2 separate regions of the Mus musculus genome follow, and region 2 is linked to region 1. The links are chromatin loops, found by intact Hi-C in ENCODE. Cell type or tissue: heart. All regions are shown on one strand. Each heading gives the region's core, and the rest is flanking DNA. Links, peaks and the distances in the headings are about the cores only.

Region 1 (5,344 bases), core at 345-5,344:
GAAGGTTGGGGGGCGGGGGAAGAGAAGAAAAGGTCCAAAGGCTTTGGATACTTAGAGGAGGCCAATGACTCTGTCACCTCTAAGACTGTACATCTGTGGCAAAGCTCCCATCCCCTCCGCTCCGGTGGCTGTGACTGTTACGGAGAGGCAAGGAGGTCCTTGGAGATTTCCCAAGTCTTTCCTGCTGTCCTTGGAATCCTTGTCCTTCGAGGTGGCAGAGAGATAAAGTGCCAGTGTGTGGCTCTGGCAAGGGAGGAAGGTGAGGACAAGTGTCGTGCAGCTACCTCTGTGCTTTGGGGAAGGGGAGAGCAAGGGCAGGTCTCACCCTACACTTGCCGCTGTTTGCCGCTTTCTTTCATTGGGATAATGAAGTGACAGACTGGGAGTGTAGCTCAGCAGAGAGAGGACTTGTCAAGCACGAACAAAGCCCGAGGTTTGATAGCCACAGCACCACATAGAGGCTGGTGGGGAGCCAGCAGGACAGCTGGGGGAGTAAAGGCAAGAACCCAAGAACTGAGTCTGAAAGCAAGGGAAGGTGGAAGGCGCCACCCCTGAAGTCGCTCTCTGCCCTCCACATGTAAATAAACATGTAATCGTTTTTTAAAGATGGTGTTTTGTTTGAGACAGGGTCTATGTAGCCTTGGTTGTCCTGGAACTTGCTGTGTAGGCTGGCCTCTAACTCAAGAGTTCTGCCTACCTCTGCCTCCCAAGTGGTTGTGAGCCACCATGTGGTTGCTGGGAATTGAACTCAGGATCTGTGGAAGAGGGGTCAGTGCTCTTAACCACTGAGCTATCTCTCCAGCCCAAGAATTCTAGTTTCTATGGCCTACCTGGAAGGGAGACGGAAGACGGAGGAGAAAGGGCGGAAGGGAAAAGGGAGAAGGTTTCCTGCAGACCCACATGTGAAGGGCTTTCTGACAAGCCCAGGCCTGGCAATCATGACAGCAGCAGGTCTTCCTTTTCCGATTCCCTCTCCTTTGCTAAACCATTCGAATACATTCCTGAGGCTGATCACCAAGGTCCAGCAATCAAAATTCAACATTTGGCTACACTAACTAACATGTCCAATTAGGATTTACCAAGTCATCCTAATTCAGGCTTCCCCCTTTGTCTCCTTACAAACAAACCACTCCCACAGAGACACCTGAGGCTCACTTTGCCTGACCCAGAGGCAGTCAGACCCCCTGCTTGTCCCCTCCTAGGTAAATAAAATCTCTTTGGGGCTGAGGATTTAGTGTCTGCTTGTGCTCTGTGCCGATTCTGAGATCCCTTCAGTGTGGGCAGGCGCCATGCTTTGAGGCACTATGCTCTGAACCCCGGCACCTTCTGGACCCCAGCACTATTTTAGGTCTCAGGACACTGTGCCCGCTAGTTCTGTGAACTTGACAGATTTCCAATCACCTGGTCGATGAGCTGCTGCTCGTGCCTCAGGAGGATTACCCTGCCTGAGTCTACTGAGCTGGGAAGACCTGCCCACTGTGGGTGGCACCATCCCCGATGGGGAACCTGTACTGTGTGAGTGGAGAAAGGGCGGGAAGCAGTGTGCATTCCACACTCTCTCTGCCCTGTTTCTCAGCTGCAGCTGTGATGGGCCCAGCTGCCACCGCCTTGATTTCTCCTCCCCTTGAATTGTGGGAAACCCTGTCTTCTTTAAGTTGCTTTTATCAGAGCAGTTTAATCACAGCAACAGGAAAAGAAACTCAGGGATTCACCAGATGCAATGCTTCAGGATGAGACTTCCCAGAGGCAGGGAGGGACACAAACCACAAGCATGCAAAGAAATACACTGTGGGGCAGCTGGAGGTTAGAGCTCAGGTGGTGATGTGTCTGCCTAACATGTTTATATGAAATGCTAGGTACCACAGAAATCGCCAGCTTGGGCTATAAGGACTCTAGATGGAGGCAGAAGTAGCTGGAGATGTCTCTCAGTTGGTAGCGTGTTGCTTAGCTTGCAAGAAGTCCTATTCTCTTGCAGGTGTGGTGATGCACGCAGAAGGTGGAGAAAGAAGGATCAGAGATCAAGTCTATAGTGCGTTCAAGGCCTGCCTAGGCTTACAGGAGACCCTGCCTCTGTCGCTCCACCAAAAGTGCCTGTGAGTAGTGATCTGACTTTAAATCAATTTGGCAAATGCAGTTTGGGTTTTTGTTTTGGGTTTTGTTCTGTGTAGCCCTGGGTCCTGGAACTCGCTCCGTAGACCAGGCTGACTTTGAACTCGGAGATTCACCTGCCTCTTCCTCTCAAGTGCTAGGTGGCGTGCGCCACCACTGCCCGGCCTGCAGTTGGGTTTTATTTCATTAACAATTTTAAAAATAAAGAAAACAAAGCAGGCGGAGCCCATCTTGTTACCCTCTCCCGTATCTTATAGGTTGCAGGAGAGAATTAAACGTCTCACTGAGAGTTGGGTTCAGAAGAAAACCCGACTGAAATGAGGTAACTGGTTCTGCAAGGTGAATACTGATCCCTCCAAGGCCACAGGCATGCGGAACTGGATTCGCCGGTTCCTTGGTCTCAGATGCTCTTTAACTCTTCCTGGCACAGGCTCGCTGGAGAGGGCACAGTAGCCAGTTCCCCCGACGGCCGCCAGAGGCTACAGAGAGCGAACTGGCATTCCTGAGAATTAGCCAAGGCGACCGCAGAGGGTGGAAAAAGCGGGTGAAAGTACCTCACATTTTGCCTCCTCCTAAACCACCTCAAAAAAAGAGCCTGACGTCGTCACCATTCCAGTTTGGGGAAAGATAACCTCTCATTTTGCCACCACCTCTCTGGCTTCCCCATCACCTTGAGAGTGTTACGTGCTTTGAGATACGATATTCCACACTGGCCTTGAACTGATAACCTCCTGCCTCTGTCTGATAAGTGCGGGCGTTATCATCACCTTGTAGGATATATATCTGGCCTTGTCTTTCTCTCCAGGGCTGGGCACCGAATAACCCAAATGCAAGGAGTTTCTAAACTGAATGCAGAATTAAGTACTCGGTGCAAGCACTGACCCCTAATGACCTCAGGCAAACTCATAACCTGGCTCCCGGGTTTGAATGTAGATTCATAGGTTAAGAAAAAAAAAAGACTTAGCCCTTTGCTGGGCGTGGTGGCACACTTCTTTAATGTCTGCACTTGGGAGGCGGAAAAAGGCGGATCTCAGGAATTCCACGCCAGCCTATTCTACAGAGCGAGCTTCAGGACTGCCAGAGCAAGACAGTGAGCCCTTGTCTCAAAGGGGAAAAAACTGCTCAGAACAATGCCTAGGGCTTTAAGAGCTAAACAAACGTTAGCTTAACCTCATCGCGTTGGCGGCGGCCACAGTGCCCAGTTGCCCTTTTAAGGGACTTTGACATCTTCCCACGTAAGCGGAAGTACCCCTGAGGGCTCCGGAAGTGACTTCAGAACCCCTTCAGAAACATGGCTCCGGAGCGTTGTCCCGGAAGCGGTCACGGGTCTCTGCGTGACGCTAACTGAGTTAGAGCGGTCCCGCGGGGTTTCTATGGTGCCGCCCGCCACCCCCAGGCTCTCCTCTTCCTCTCCCGCCCGAGCGCCCGGAGCTGCGAGGCCGCCGACCAGCCCCACCGGCGACTCCGCCAGCCGCCAGGGGGAGGGGCGCCGACGAGGCGACGCTCTAGGCGGCTCCACCCGCGTCTCGATGGTGCCCGGCGTCCCGGTGCCGCGTTCCTACTCCGCGGGGTGGACGCGGCCCCTTTAACCGGCCGAGGGCGGAGCCGAGGAGTTCCCGCGAGAGCGGCCGGGGGGCGGGGGGCGGCGCCGAGGCCGGGGGCCCGTGGCGGATGGAGCCCGCGATGGAGCCGGAGACTCTGGAGGCACGAATCAGTGAGTGTCCGGGAGGGGCGCGAGCCGGACCGGAACCGGAACCGGGGGCGCGAGGCTGGCCCCTCTCTCTCTCCCGGCGGGGCGGGGTCCGCGCGCCCCCTCCTCACGCCCCGCCCCCCGACCCGGAGGGGCGGCGCCCCAGTCTGTCGCTCCGCTCGGACCCTGGCAGCTGCGCGCAGCCTGGCCGGGAGCGGGCGCCGCCCACCCACCCCGGTGACCCGGTGGCGCAGAGTTATCCCGGACCCCCGAAGGCCCTGCCTGTTGCACCAAAGCGCAGACCCTCGAGTCTTCCCCTAGAGGGATCCCCCCACTTCCTCAGGGCCTGAGTCTTTCAAACCCTGTGCCCGCAGCTCTTCTTAGATCTGCTCGGTCCCCCAGCCCAGGAAAGGGGGGACCCCTGGCCCATCTGATCCAGCTCTGTCCGCGCCTGGAGAAACTCCCAGTGCTTGAAAGGGTCCCGTCTAAGACTCCATAAGGAAATCAAGTTCTCTGTCGTTATACCCAAGCCCAGCCTTGCTTTGCGTCCCAGATTGCTTTCCTAGCCCCTGCTGAGCCTCCTCCCCAGGCCTCTGTCCTTGTTTCCTGTCTCCTTCGAAACAGCTTCCTCCAACTCTGGCTTCCAAGCCCCATCCTCTGTTCTCCCTGTCCCACACTGCTTGTTGAAGATCCTTGGCCTTGCCAACCCCATTCCTGAACTCTGCCCCTGGGAGCTGCAGGTTGGCTCTTCTGGTCCATTTAGTGACAGGTCTGTCCCAAGGCCTTTCAGGGATGTGACCCAGAGAAGCCTTCCGGTCTATCCTCAAGCTCAACCTCCTGGTCTGAGATATAGCAAGGATCTGTGCAGGGTGGTGTGGGCCGACATGGTCAGCATCTTTGAAGCCAGCCTCGAAGGAAGTTGAACTGGAAGGTTGATTCCCAGAGCTCACCGATCTGGGGGGGGGGGGGGGGGCGGAGGAGAGTCAGCCTGGCAGTGGGGTTGATTGGTGGTTAGAAGGAGACAGTGACCATGGACTGCATGAGATACAGTACTGCACGGGTCTCAGGAGGTCAGAGGTAAAAGAGGACCATAGATATTTTCCCCATCTGTCTTAGTCAGGGTTTCTATTCCTGCACAAACATCATGACCAAGAAGCAAGTTGGGGAGGAAAGGATTTATTCAGCTTACATTTTCCACATTGCTGTTAATCACCAAAGGATGTCAGGACTGGAACTCAAGCAGGTCAGGAAGCAGGAGCTGATACAGAGGCCATGGAGGGATATTCTTTACTGGCTTGCTTTCCCTGGCTTGCTCAGCCTGCTCTCTTATAGAACCAAGACTACCAGCCCAGAGATGGTCCCACCCACAATGGGCCTTTCCCCCTTGATCACTAATTGAGAAAATGCCTTACAGCTGGATCTCATGGAGGCACTTCCCCAACTGAAGCTGCTTTCTCTGTGATAACTCCAGCTGTGTCAAGTTGACACAAAACTAGCCAGGACAGCATCTGAAGAGTCATGCCCAGTTGTGAAATACCTCTCTCC
Region 2 (5,369 bases), core at 78-5,077, 58 kb after region 1:
CGCTTTCTTCGGACCTGAGGCAAAACACCTATATACATAAAATGAATTACAAATAATAATAGTTAAAAAAAAAAAGCCGGGCAGTGGTGGCATGCGCCTTTAATCCCAGCACTTTGGAGGCAGAGGCAGATGGATTTCTGAGTTCGAGGGTAGCCTGGTCTACAGAGTGAGTTCCAGGACAGCCAGAGCTATACAGAGAAACCCTGTCTCGAAAACCAAAACAACAACAAAAAAACCCAAACAAACAAAAAAGAATTGTACTGGTTGCCAGCTTGATCGTGCACTGTTTTAATCCCTCACTCAGCTGGCAGGGCTCTGTGAGTTCAAGGCCAGTCTGGTCTACATAGTGAGTTCCAGGACACCCAGGGATATGTAGGGAGACTCTGTTGCAAAACAAAACAAACAAACAAAAACAAAACAAAACAAACAAACAAACAAAACCCCGGGAAACTGGAGAGATGGCTCAGCGGTTTAGAGCACTGACTGCTCTTCCAGAGGTCCTGAGTTCAATCCCCAGCAACCACATGGTGGCTCACAACCATCTGTAATGGGATCCAATGCCCTCTTCTGGTGTGTCTGAAGACAGCTACAGTGTGCTCATATACATTAAATAAATAAATAAATAAATCTTAAAAGAAAAGGAAAAGAAAAAAATGGTCCTGGGGTGGGGGTGGGAGATGCACAGGCCACAGCTTTGGCTAAGAAGGCATCCAGTGACCCACAAAGAGGAAGGAGTCTGGGAAGGGGCTGAAGACCAAAGGCGGGCTCTGACTTACTAAGTCAGACCACAGAACTTCTGTTTAGTCCACAGAGAGGAGGGGATAGCATAGCAGCGGGTGACAGCCCAGTAGCAGAAGGGAAGGCAGCTCTCAGCTCTCTAGGCTTCTTCAGGGGGCACAGTGTGGCCAGGACAGTGCCTCTACCCAGAAGGGAGATGACAAAGGATGTAGGAGGGCTTGGTTCTAGGGGAACAGAAGTGACCACTCGGAGACGCATGTGTCTAGTAACCCTTTTCTTAAGATAGGGTCTCTAGCCCAGGCTGGACTCCAATTTTCTGCGTATCAGGATGATTTCAAACTCCTGACCCTCCTGTCTCTACTTGCTAGGATAACAGGCTGTGTCACCATGCCCAGTTTGGGGACCCACACTTTTTTTTTTAATGTGTTCATTTATTATATGTGAGTACACTGTTGCTATCTTCAGACATACCAGAAAAGGGCACTAATCTCATTACAGATGGTTGTGAGCCACCATGTGGTTGCTTGGATTTGAACTCAGGATCTCCAGAAGAGTAGTCAGTGCTCTTAACCACTGAGCCATCTCTCCAGCCCCGACCCACACTTTAAAGATAACTTCTTCTCAGCATCCAGCATAGAATCTCCGAGTGGGGGACCCGTGTGGGAGGAATCAGACATTCATGGAGTGCCACACCTACGTGGAAGTGAGGCTCATTATCACAGCCTGCTTCCCACCTCTCTGAGCAGACATATTAGCTTCTGAGGGAGTGGCCAGGAAGCTGGGAAGGGAGACCAAACACCAAAGCTCAGACAATCTAGCTCACATTTGATCACTGGCACAATCCCTGCTCTCCCCCCACCCCGTTTGGCTTTGGTTTTTTGAGACAGGATTTCTCTGTGTAGCCCTGGCTGTCGTGGAACTTACTCTGTAGACCAGGCTGGCCTCGAACTCAGAGATTTCCCTCTGCACCAACTGAGTCTGGGAGAATATTGTGTTATGCACTTCTGACCCGACACACTTGTCCCACCACAGTCACGGCTCTCAGTTTGCTGCACGCAGGAGCAATATTCAGGGTCACCAGAGAATGTTCTAGAAATGGACATTCTGGGGCCCTGCCAAGTGTGTTGAACCCTGAACCCTCAATTTGGATTTCAGCAAGCCTTTAAGTGCATGCCAGAGTTCCAGGGCCACCTCTTTACAGCCTTACAAAGTCACTACAATGATCTCTATTTTATAAATAGGAAAGTGAGACACAAAGAAAAAGGCAATTTGGGGGCTGGAGAGATGACTCCAATGGTTAACAGTGCCTACTTGTCTTATAGAGGACCAAGGTTTGATTCTCAGTACCCACATGACTCACACACCATCTGTAACTCTAAGATTTATTTATTTATTATATGTAAGTCACTGTAGCTGTCTTCAGACACACCAGAAGAGGGAGTCAGATCTCATTAGGGATGGTTGTAAGCCACCATGTGGTTGCTGGGATTTGAACTCAGGACCTTCGGAAGCAGTCGGGTGCTCTTACCTGCTGAGCCATCTCACCAGCCCCCATCTGTAACTCTAGTTGCAGGGGATTTCATACCGTCTTCTGGCCTTGTAGGTCCTCATACAGTAGACCTAAACTCACTTAGGCACAGTATTTTTTTAATCTTACTTATTTATTTATAGACAGGGTCTCTTTATTGTCTAGCTCTGCTCTGGTTGTCCTGGAACTCACTGTGTAGCTTAGGCTGACTTTGATCCACCTGCCTCTGCCTCTCAGGTACTGGGATAAAGATGTATGCCACCTCCCCTAGCCCATAATTTATGATTTAATCTTTTTTTTTTAAAGGGGGGCAATTGCTTTTGAGTCACATACTTTGTAAAGGAATACCAGTGTTTGCATCTAGGCAGTTTCCCTCGCTCAAGGAAATCATGAAAGAGTTGACATCTGAATTCAATTAAGTTCAGTAATTCTTAGCGGTTTATAAATAACTCCAGATTGAGCGCTTGTTCGAGGCAGGTCAGATGATGGAATCGGGGAGCCTAGTTCTCACCGAAGCCATTCTGGGAGGATTGTTCAGAAGACCTGAACCAAAGCTGAGGCAGGACGGGAGGCTCCTTTAAAAGGTGGAGCCAAATCTGCGGAACTGTGGAACAAGGCCACGAAGAGCGCCCTACCGGAAATCTGAAACTGCTACACCCGGAAGTGTTTTAAAGTCAGAAGCGGCCACGCTGCCGGAAGCTTCACTGCAATGGGCCGCAACAAGAAGAAGAAGAAAAGAGATGGAGACGACCGGCGGCCCCGGCTCGTTCTCAACTTTGATGAAGAGAAGCGGCGGTGAGTGGCAGGGTGGAAAGAGACTCCCGTCGGGCTGCCGGGGGAAGCGCGCCAGGCACAGGGCGCGCACGCCCACGCGGAGGGTTCTTCCGGCCCCGCCCCTGGATGTAGCTGGAGCTCGCCTTCCTCTTTCCCCACCTCGGGGGATGGAGTCGCCCGCTCCTCCCTCGCTGTTTACGGCTCTCAGCGCTGCGCCTTGGACCACCGGAGTGCCGCGCCGTCTATTGTCACAGCCCATAGCTGGCTCCCAGTCGTTGTTGACGAAGGACGAGCCGATGGGATGAGAGAGGTTTAGTTCATTGATTCACGCACCAGACTGCGTGCCAGCCAAGCCTGAGACCAGAGGCTGAACTGCTTTTTAGTGTCACCGTAAATAGCACCTTGTGGTCTGATGGCTCTCAACCTGTGGGTCGCGACCCCCTTAAACCCATCGGAAAAGAGATAATATTTACATTACGATCCATAACAGTAGCAAAATACAGTTAAAACCCCTGGTGTAGTGTACCAACGGAAACCGTAATTGCAAAGCCTGGTAGTGCAGACCTATAATCCTAGCCATCCCGGATGCTGAGGCAGGAGGATTGCAAAGTAAAACCCTGTGCGGGAAAGTTCAAGAACGGTATGGGCATTTGGACAATTTGTCCCTGTCTCCAAGACAATATAAACGAATTAATTTATTAGACCATTTGCCTAGCTCGAATAAGGTACTAAGCGTAATTAACTTCCAATACAGCAAACTCAGGAACAGCAGAGATTAGACAGGAAGAAGGAAGCACGAGTCAGGAAGGTGGGGGCACTCCTAGGACCCGCCACACAGGACCCAGGTGGGTTCAGGAGTCAGGTGGCCTTGAGGACTGGTTGTTGGTTGGTTCAGTGAAAGAGTTTTGGGGTCTGGGTGAAGGCATTATTAGAAAGCCTTACTAGAAGTGACTCCTATGAAATAAAGTTTGCCAGTGTGGGAACAGTGACCACCAGCTCTGTGTATTGACCACCTGGCCTTTTGTGTACTTAGCAAGGGGCAGGAAGGCCAGGTGAGCTAGGTGACGTTTGGTTAGTGATGGAGCGCGTACTGAGACTATAGCTTCCAGCATAGGTGTGTGGTAGGTTATACCACCCAGGATTATTATGTAAGTACACTCTGATGGTCCAGCAAGGACTCACAACTCATTTCTCGAAGGTACCTTTGTCATTGAATGACTTGTGACTGCATTGTCTGTGACCTTGGATGAGTATCCTAGTCTCTTCCTCAGAGTCCCCATCTATAAATTAAGGGTTGGCTGTGAGAGGGTAAAATGGGTTGGTGGGTAGGAGAGAGTCAGGCAACTTATGGAGCTCTGTAGAGCCCTGCTTTCCTCCTGGCTCCTCCTGACTCCCCTGGCTTCTCCCCTTCTTCCTTCTTGCAGGGAGTACCTGACAGGCTTCCACAAGCGGAAGGTAGAGCGCAAGAAGGCAGCCATTGAAGAGATAAAGCAGCGGCTTAAGCAAGAGCAGAAGAAACTTCGGGAAGAGGTGTGGTTGAGGGTGGGGTAGGGTTTCACCTCCCAGGGGAGGGCCAGCCTTGGCTAGGTCTGCTAGAGGCAGCTATGGGACCGCAGTGTGAGTGTGACGGGAGCAGCGTATAGAGACGCTGGGGATCCGCGTGTGAGGGATGAGTCTCCTCTAGAATTTGCTCCGTGAACCATGCTCTCATACGATGGGAGTACACAGGGCTGTCCCATGTGTGGACCGAAAGGCCATTCTCGCTGTGTTTATTTCCGTTTTAGTGGCTTTTTCTGTGACTGTGGTAAAATACTCTTGAAAAAAAGGCAGCATAAGGGAGGAAAGGTTTACTCTGAGTTCAAGCACCCAGTTCATCCTGGCAGGAGAGTCAGGGTGGCAGGAGCTTGAAGCAGCTGGTTCTTCACTGAATGGCACCACCCATAGTGAGCAGGTCTTCCCATCTCAGTAAACAAAATCACGATAATAACGCATAGTATGCTCAGAGGCCCATCTCCCAGGCCATCTTAGATTTGGTCAGGTTAACAGTTAACACCTTCACCTCTTCCCTTTGGGCTTCAGCGCCACCAGGAGTACCTGAAGATGCTGGCAGAAAGAGAGGAAGCACTGGGTAAGTCTCTATCTAGGCTTCACGTGGTGAGCACCCAGTGAGCCTGGGCTTCTGTGTCCCCTAAGTGGGAATATGTGAGGGTGGGAGAGTGAGTTTCTTAGCTGTGGAGATTTTGGTGGTGGTGTGGGGGCAAGGGTGGTCTAAGTACAAGCGGATCAGAGAGCTGGACACCCAATCCATATGGTAAACTGAGACTGAGCA

What was found. Peaks named below come from ENCODE experiments on the same cell type or tissue, not always from the same donor. Only the 100,000 strongest peaks of a DNase experiment are listed, where the experiment ranks them.
Region 2: a loop joins it to region 1, with 5 times the contacts of the local background. A loop is called at or near these places in 1 of 42 quality-filtered maps.

What each region holds. Positions count from the first base shown.
Region 1 is chr15:78,873,795-78,879,138 of GRCm38, forward strand. It overlaps Gga1 (golgi associated, gamma adaptin ear containing, ARF binding protein 1), which reads left to right and starts at 3,396. Exons shown (of 17, transcript NM_145929.2): 1 at 3,396-3,823. The coding sequence starts at 3,781. In heart, for the core only: CTCF peaks have their summits at 2,574 and 3,558 (motif pointing right); DNase peaks (open chromatin) are centred at 2,587, 3,547, 3,687, 4,557 and 2 weaker places; H3K4me3 peaks cover 2,744 bases; H3K27ac peaks cover 3,736 bases.
Region 2 is chr15:78,932,015-78,937,383 of GRCm38, forward strand. It overlaps Nol12 (nucleolar protein 12), which reads left to right and starts at 2,919. Exons shown (of 6, transcript NM_133800.3): 1 at 2,919-3,061; 2 at 4,465-4,570; 3 at 5,120-5,168. The coding sequence starts at 2,976. In heart, for the core only: a CTCF peak has its summit at 2,902; DNase peaks (open chromatin) are centred at 2,897 and 3,207; H3K4me3 peaks cover 1,753 bases; H3K27ac peaks cover 2,642 bases.